Linked DNA regions of Homo sapiens: region 2 is linked to region 1. A link is an interaction called in ENCODE POLR2A ChIA-PET data of the cell type or tissue named here. Cell type or tissue: OCI-LY7. All regions are shown on one strand. Links, peaks and the distances in the headings refer to the core of each region. The heading gives the core; the rest is flanking DNA.

Evidence for each region. ChIA-PET counts read pairs that join two places held together with the same protein. Peaks named below come from ENCODE experiments on the same cell type or tissue, not always from the same donor. Only the 100,000 strongest peaks of a DNase experiment are listed, where the experiment ranks them.
Region 2: POLR2A ChIA-PET joins it to region 1 with 5 read pairs; 2 of 35 experiments call an interaction of 5 or more read pairs at or near these places.

Annotation. Positions count from the first base shown.
Region 1 is chr4:2,783,689-2,788,071 of GRCh38, reverse strand. No RefSeq gene overlaps it. Among named protein-coding and RNA genes, the nearest start is that of SH3BP2, 7.2 kb to the left of the region's middle. RefSeq lists enhancers at 1-190, 314-623, 826-1,460, 1,594-1,803, 2,164-2,213. In OCI-LY7, for the core only: no CTCF peak of the experiment used is centred there; DNase peaks (open chromatin) are centred at 561 and 2,321; H3K4me3 peaks cover 911 bases; H3K27ac peaks cover 2,232 bases.
Region 2 is chr4:2,679,011-2,683,393 of GRCh38, reverse strand. The region is part of intron 13 of FAM193A (family with sequence similarity 193 member A); the gene reads right to left. Among named protein-coding and RNA genes, the nearest start is that of TNIP2, 75 kb to the left of the region's middle. In OCI-LY7, for the core only: no CTCF peak of the experiment used is centred there; no DNase peak of the experiment used is centred there.

The DNA of each region.
Region 1 (4,383 bases), core at 300-4,299:
TCCTCAGTGGGTGGCCCCAGCCTGTGGGCTTCTGGCCAGCTGCCCTCAGTGAGCCTGTGGAGGGTGGGGCCCACAGCCAGCTTGCCCACTGCCCCTCGTGCCTGGGACAGGCCTGGCTTCCTGGCCAGCCTGAGAGCTGGTAAAGGCTGACGAAGTCGGCGAAGGCTCTTTGGGGACAGTAGGACTGAGCTGGGCTCCCACAACCTGGGAGGACTCTCCTGGCAGGGGCACAGCGCTAGAGGGCAGAGTGAGGGAAATAGAGCCAGAGTTCACGCCAGGTCAAGGGCCAGCCAGCGCCCCCAGGCCACCAGCACTCCCCAGGAGGGCCTGCCCTGCCTGCCTGGCTGCCACACCTCTAGCCCAGGTCAGCTGCTGGCTCTGTCCTCTGAGGTTTGCTTGAGTCAATTTTCTACATAAAACGAGAGTGTCAGGCAGGTCCCATTAGGAAGCTCTATTTTGTAATACCAGGCCTGTGGGTGGAGGACCCAGGACCCACGCACGCACTGGCTTTTCTATTTTTACATCCAGAGTCGCCTGCTCTCACCCCCAGAGCCCAATTTGGAACTTGAAAGCAGCACATTCTATTCTGGGGCCACTTCCGGCCCCTGTGCCGTGGGAGGTGGGTGTTTGTACACAACAGCGTGCCCCACCCGCCTCCCTCCAAAACACCCCCTCTCCTGTCACCCCCCACCCCCACCACCACCCCCTGCCAGCCACGTGACCTTCAGGAACACACTGAGATCTGGAAGGGGAAGCCCATGTGGGGCTTGGGAAGGGGAAGCTGTGGCCTTCAACAGTGGTGAGGTTCCCACGTCACCCCAAGGGGTCCCCACCTATCACCCCAGCCCAGGGTCAGGAGAGGCAGCCAGCCCTTCCCCAGCCAGCGCTGGACACTGAGACATGAGGGTGCAAGGTGACCTGCGTGACAGCAAAGCCCCTCACGACCAGAGCAGGAAGGAACAAGAGAACAGATGAGCCTGGGAGGCCTCCTGGGAGAGGGGACCCCAGGAGACACTTGAGGGCTGCTCCCACCTCGACTCCCCAGGCCTCTCCCATGGCCGTGGCAGGACTGGGCTGCCTTGGCAGGAGTGAATGAGGGACTCGCCCCACTGGGACCCAGAACTCCCCGTCCCACCTGGCCTCAAGTGGGTTCTGAAGGGGTCTCACCAGGCCTTCAGCCGCCTGCCCAGCCGAGGACCCAGAGGACCACTCCCTCCCCCTTCCACTTCTCCATCCTTGGGAGTGGACCTTGGCCTTAATTCCACACTTGTGGGTCCCCTAAACCATGCTGGCAGCCCTAAAGGCCCCTGCTACGGCCCTGAGAACACCCCTCCCCAAAGTGCCACCCTCTCCCCGATGACATGGGCTCTTATGTGCGAACCCCCAACACTGTGATGCCCTACAGTGCCACCTCTCCACTCAGGGGCACCCCTGATGTGCCCAGCCCAGGGTCAGGAGTGGCCAGCTGCCCTCAGTGAGCCTGTGGAGGGTGGGGTTCTATCGGCGGTGATACTGGGGCCCACCAAGTAGCTCAGAATGGCTCTGGCCCAGTAGCCCTGTCTCTGAGCCCCCAGCCTGCACTGCCCCTCCTCCCGGCCTCTGACAGGGGGTGAAGCTGGAAAGATGAGCTGCCCCACCCAGCCCAGAGCTGGCGGGAACAGCAGAAGACTCAGGACCCCAAGGGTGGGGACTTTCCCATCACACTGAAGAGGCGGCAGGGGAGTGGGGGGGTAGGTGCTGACGCAGAGCTGAACAAGGTCTGGCCTGTGATGGTGTGAGGCCCAGTCAGGGATGTGCACACCCTCAGCCCTCCTGGAGTACCTGCTGTGCCAGGTACAGTACCAGGTGCTTTTCACATCCTTACACCTTCTCGTCCCTGAAGCTACTTAGCAGCCTGGCCAACATGGTGAAACCCAGTCTCCACTAAAAACACACAAATTAGCCAGGTGTGGTAGCACATGCCTGTAATCCCAGCTACTTGGGAGGCTGAGGCAGGAGAGTCACTTGAACCCGGGAGGTAGAGGTTGCAGTGAGCCGAGATGGTGCCACTGCACTCCAGCCTGGGCAAGAGCGAGATTCTGTCTCAAAAAAAAAAAAAAAAAAGAAAAAGAAAAGAAAAATAGAAAAGAAACACTTTAGATGAATTCAATTTAGCAGAGTTTATTTGAGCAATGAAATGATTCCTAAATCAGGCAGCACCCCGAACCAGTAGAGGCTCAGAGAGCTCCATCCAGCAACTTGGGCAGGCAGTATTTATGGACAGAAAAAGGAAGTGACACAGAAATCGTCTGATTGGCTACAACTGGGTGCTTGCCTTCTTTGAACCTGCCTGAGTAGTTTGCAGCCTGTGACTGGCTGAAAGCTCAGCTGCTCTGATGGGCCGAGACTCAGTGACTTCTTCCAAAGAGTCCTGTGACTATAGCAAACCCTAACCTGACTTAATCTGTAAACAAACTGCAGCTTGAGTATACTCCCAGGCTGCAGTTTATTTACAGATTAAGGCAGGTTAGGGTTTGCCATATGCTGAGGCAGCTTTAGGCCAAATTTAAGTTAATTTAACCTTTGCCTCTTTTAGGCAGCCTCTCAATTTTGAGAGATTGACTGAAACCTTGGGCACTGGCGTCACTTTCTGTCACCATCATAATGGATTTGTTTGGTCTCAGTGTGAAATTCATATTCACCGTGTCAAGTTAGTTGGATGATGATGTTTTCTTCATGTTTTGTTCCTCTAACTGTGATGAGACCATTTGATGTACTAAGGATGGCTGCATACAAGCATTTAAGACACTTGAGGGGACAGCGTATCAGAGAGACTGTTCTGACGGCTTTTGGGAGGATGATACAAGAAACTGAAGCACACTCCTTAACAGGAGGCTCGGTGAACCAAACGGATCAAAACCGAACAATTCAAAGTTCAGGCAATGAAGACTGTTCTACAGCATTCAAGTCCCGTTGGTCAGTCTTTCTTTGGAACATGATGGTGATTTAGAACTACAGTTGGACGGGCGTGGTGGCTTACGCCTGTAATCCCAGCACTTTGGGAGGCCGAGGCGGGTGGATCACCAGAGGTCAGGAGTTCAAGACCAGCCTGGCCAACATGGTGAAATGCCATGTCTACTAAAAATACAAAAGTAGCCTGGCATGGTGGCACATGTCTGTAATCCCAGCTACTCGGGAGGCTGAGGCAGAAGAATCGCTGGAACCCAGGAGTGGAGGTTGCAGTGAGCCAAGATTTTGCCACTGCACTCCAGCCTGGCAACAGAGAGAGACTCCGTCTCAGGAGAAAAAAAAAAAAAAAAAAAGAACCACAATTGTGGGGAGATGGCGGATAGGAGGCAGGACTAACTTGCAGCTCTCGCTTGGATGGACAGAGAAGCATGTGGAGACCCACATCATGAACTTTTGCTCCAAGAACTACTGCAGGAATATACCAGGAAAGCTGAGAGAATCCACAGACTCCTTTGAAGGAGGTGGATTGCCGCTGCAGGCTCCATGGGACAGCTGAGGAACTCTGAAGACAAAGGACATAGTTTCTTGGGAGCTCTGTGGCCCTATCCACCACCTGATCCTACCACTGCTGATGGGCTCTTGAAAGTACCACCTCCCGGCTGGAGGCCAACCAACACAAAAGCAGTGCACCTAACAAAAATACAACCAAGGACCCTCACCAAGTCCACTTCACTCCCCTGCTACCTCCACTGGAGCAGGTACTGGTATCCGCAGCTGAGAGACCTGAAGACAGATCACATCCCAGGACTCCTTGAAGACACTCCCCAGTACCAGTCCAGAGTCTGGTAGCTCTACTGGGTGGCTAGATCCAGAAGATAAAGAACAATCACTACAGTTTGGCTATCAGAACGCCCTATCCCTGGGGGAAAGGGGAGAGCACCACATCCAGGGAGCACCCCTGTGGGACAAAAGAATCTCAACAGCAGCCCTTGAGTCCCAGATCTTCCCTCTGACATAGTCTACCCAAATGAGAAAGAACCAGGAAAACAATTCTGGTAATATGACGAAACAAGGTTCTTTAACATCTGCAAAAGATTACACTAGCTCACCAGCAATGGATCCAAACCAAGACGAAATCTCTGAATTGCCAGAAAAAGAATTCAGAAGGTCGACTCTTAAGCTAATCAAGGAGGCACCAGAGAAAGGGGAAATCCAACTTAAAGAAATCGAAAACATGATACAGGGTATGAATGGAAAAATCTCCAGTGAAATAGATAACATGAATTAAAAAAATACTATCACAACTTCTGGAAATGAAGGGCACACTTAGAGAATTGCAAAATGCACTGGAAAGTCTCAGCAATAGAATCAAACAAGCAGAAGAAAAAACTTCACAGCTTGAAGACAAGGCTTTTGAATTAACCCAATCCAACA
Region 2 (4,383 bases), core at 311-4,310, 100 kb after region 1:
GAACCTGGGAGACAGTGGTTACAGAGAGCCGAGATGGCGCCACTGCACTCCAGCCTGGGCGGCTGAGCAAGACTCTGTCTCAAAAAACAAAAAACAAAAAAAAAAAAAAGAGAAAATCTTGAAAGCAGCTGGGTGGGGGCAAGTGGACCTACAGAAGAACAGGGAAAAGAATTCGAAAAGAATTCCAGAGGACATCTTGTCAGAAATCAGAAACCATGCCAGCAAGGACAGAGGGAAGTTAAACAGTTCTAAAGTGTTCAAAGAAAAAAACCACCAACCTAGAATTATGTGTCCAGCCAAATTATCCTTCAAAAGTGAAGGAGAAATAAAGACTTCCTCAGACAAACAAAAACTGAGGGAGCTCATCACCAGCAGACCTGCCCTGCAAGAAATGTCAAAAGATTTCCTTCAGATAGAAGGTCAGAAACGTGGATCTACATAAAGAAAGGAAGAATACTAGAGAAGGAATAAAGACAAAGTAAAATATCTTCTTCTTATTATTATTCATCTAAAAGATAACTGTTGAAAGTAATCATCATCACTGTACTGGGTGATAAACATGTGGATAAGTGAAAATAATGACAGCAATGTCACAGGGAATAGGGAAGGGTCGGGAGTAATCTGTTAAATGTTACCTTTTTTACATTAGTTAGTTGAAAAAGGACTCAGATTAGTTCAAAATGTATATTGTAAACTCCAGGGCAACTGCAGAAATTTTAAAAAAGATAAATAAAATTGATATACTAACAGAGGAGATAAAACCATAAAACGCTTAATTAAAAGTAGAGAAGGCAGAAAAAGACTCATAATGAATAGGAAACAATTACAAACATGGCTGATATTAATCTAAATACATCAAAAAATCACTTTAAATGTGAATAGTCAAATACACCAATGAAAAGACAAAGATTATCAGAGTACATCAAAAAACAACAAGCATGGTGGCATGTGCCTATAGTCCCAGCTACTCAGGAGGCCAAGGTGGGAGGACTGCTTGAGGCTAGGAGTTCAAGTTCAGCTTGGGTAACATAGCAAGAGTCCATCTCTAAAAATAAAAAAACAAACAAACACAACTATACATGTCTACAAGAAACCTGCTTTACATATGAAACCCTGAGAAGGTGGCTCGCGCCTGTAATCCCAGCACTTTGCGAGGCTGAGGTGGGCGGATCACAAGGTCAGGAGATCGAGACCATCCTGGCTAACATGGTGAAACCCTGTCTTTACTAAATATACAAAAAATTAGCCGGGCATGGTGGTGGGCACCTGTAGTCCCAGCTACTTGGGAGGCTGAGGCAGGAGAATGGTGTGAACTCAGGAGGTGGAGCTTGCAGTGAGCCGAGATCGCATCACTGCACTCCAGCCTGGGCGACCGAGGAAGACTCTGTCTCAAAAAAAAAAAAAAACCAAAAAAAAAAAAACCCTGAGAAGTTAAAAGTAAAGGGATGGAAACAACCAATGGATCAATAAAGAAATTACAAAGAAAAGCAGAAAATACTTAGAGACAAATGAAAACAAAAACATAACATACTGAAACTTACGGGACGCAGTGAAAGCAAGCACTAAGAGCAAAATGTATAGCTACAAACACATCAAAAAACAAGAAAGATCTCTATCAGCAACCTAACTAGGATAGGCGTGGTGGCTCATGCCTGTAATTCCAGCACCTTGGGAGGCTGAGGCAGGAGGACTGCTTGAGCCCAGGAGTTTGAGACCAACCTGGGCAACATGGTGAGACCTCCGTCCCTACGTAAATAAATACATAGACAGACAGATAGATAGCTGGGCATGGTGGCACACACCTGTAGTCCAAGCTACGAGACTATGGGTCAGGAGGATTGCTTGAGCCCAGGAGGTCGAGGTTGCAGTGACCCAAGATCGCACCACTACACTCCAGGCTGGGCAACTGAGTAAGCTTTGTCTCAATAACAACAACAAATAAAATGAAACAAAAAACCCTCCCTAACTTCACATCTTAATGAATTAGAAAAAGAACAATCTAAACCCAAAGCTAGCAGAAGAAAGGTAATTTAGAGCAGAGATTAATGATCAATGAAATAGAGAATAGAAAAACAATAGGGGAAAAAAAAAATCAATGAAACCAAAATATAGTTCTTTGAAAAGAGAAACAAAACTGACAAAACTTTAGTGAGATGGAGTAAGAAAAAAAAAAGACTCAAATTACTATAATCAGAAATGAAAGTGGGGACATTATTATTGATTACACAGAAATAAAAGGGGCTGGGAGTGGTGGCGCACACCTGTAATCATAGCTACTTGGGAGGCTAACACAGGAGAATCATTTGAGCTCAAGCGTTCGAGGCTCCAGTGAGCTATGATCGTGCTACTGCACTCCAGCCTGGGCAACAGAGCAAGCATATCTCTAAAAAGCAGAAAATTAAATTAAAATTAAGAAAAAAACATAAAAGGTATTATAAGAAAGTACTGGCTGGGCTCGGCGCTGTAGCTCACGCCTGTAATCCCAGCACTTTGGGAGGTCCAGGTGGGTGGATCACCTGAGGTCAGGGGTTCGAGACCAGCCTGACCAACATGGTGAAACCCCATCTCTACCAAAAATACAAAAATTAGCCGGGCATGGTGGTGGGCGCCTGTAATCCCAACTATATGGGAGGCTGAGGCAGGAGAATCTCTTGAACCTGGGAGGCAGAGGTTGCAGTGAGCCAAGATGGTGCCATTGCACTTCAGCCTAGGTGACAAAGCAAGACTCCGTCTCAAAAAAAAAAGTAAGTAAGTATTGGCTGGGCTTGGTAACTCATGCCTATAATCCCAGCACTTTGGGAGGCTGAGGTAGTAGGACTGCTTTAGCCCAGGAGTTTCAGTCCAGACTGGGTAACATAGTGAGACCCTGTCTTCTCTCTGGAAGAGTCCAAAACAATAAAAAAAAAATTAGCTGGGAGTGGTGGCACATGCCTGTAATCCCAGCTATTGGGGGGCCAAGGGAGGAGGAATGCTTGAGCCCAGGAGTTTGAGGCTGCAATGAGCTATGATCATGTCATTGTACTCCTGCCTGGGTGACAGAGTGAGATGCCGTTTCAAAGAAAAAAGAAAGTATTACGAACAACTGTACACCAACACACTGGATAAAACAGATGAAATGAAAAAATTTTTAGAAACACAAAACCTATCAAGACGAAATCATAAAGAAATAGAAAAGTCTGAACAGACCTGTAACTAGTAAGGAGATTGAACTGGTAATCAAAAACCACCCAATAGGCTGGGCGCAGTGGCTCACGCCTGTAATCCCAGCACTCTGGGAGGCCAAGATGGGTGGATAACCTGAGGTCAGGAGTTTGAGACCAGCCTGGCCAACATGGCAAAACCCCGTCTCTACTAAAAATACAAAAATTAGCTGGGTGTGGTGGCATGTGCCTGTAGTTCCAGTTACTTTGGAGGCTGAGGCCAGGGAATCGCTTAGAATCTGAGAGGCGGAGGTTGCAGTGAGTGGAGATTGTGCCACTGCATTCCAGCCTGGGTGACAGAGCAAGACTCCGTCTCAAAGAAAAAAAAAAAAATCACCCAATAAAGAAAAGCCCCAAACCTGATGGCTTCACTAGTCAATTCTACCAAATATTTAAAGAATTAATACCAATCTTTCTCAAAGTTTCCAAAAAACTGAAGAGGAGGGAACACTTTCTAACTCATGTCCTGAGCATATCCCCATACCAAAGCCAAAGACACTGTAAGAAAAACTACAGGGTCGGGCGCGGTGGCTCACACCTGTAATCCCAACACTTTGGGAGACCGAGGCGGGTGGATCACCTGAGGTCGGGAGTTCGAGACCAGCTGACCAACATGTAGAAACCCTGTCTCTACTAAAAATACAAAATTAGCCGGGCCTCGTGGTGCATGCCTGTAATCCCAGCTACTCTGGAGGCTGAGGCAGGAGAATCACATGAACCCGGGAGGCAGAGGTTGCAGTGAGCCAAGATCACACCACTGCACTCAGCCTGGGTAATGAGCAAAACTCTGTCTCAAAAAAAAAAAAAAAAAAAAAAAAGAAAGAAAACTACAAACGAGTATCGCTTGTGAACATTCATGCAAACATCCTCAACAAAATACTAGCAACCTGAATTCAGCAGCATATTAAAAGATTCATACACCATGACCAAGTGGGACTCATTCCCAGAATGCAAGGATAATTCTATGTATAAAAAGTAATCAATGTTAATATGCCACATTAACAGACTGGAAAAAGCCAAAGATCATCACAACTGGTGCAGAAAAAGCATGTGACAAATTCAACACCCATTCATTACAAAAACACCCAACAAACTAGGAATAGAAGGAAAACTACCAAAACATAATAAAAGCCATATATGAAAAACCCACAGCAAACAATGGTGAACGAATGAAAGCTTTTCC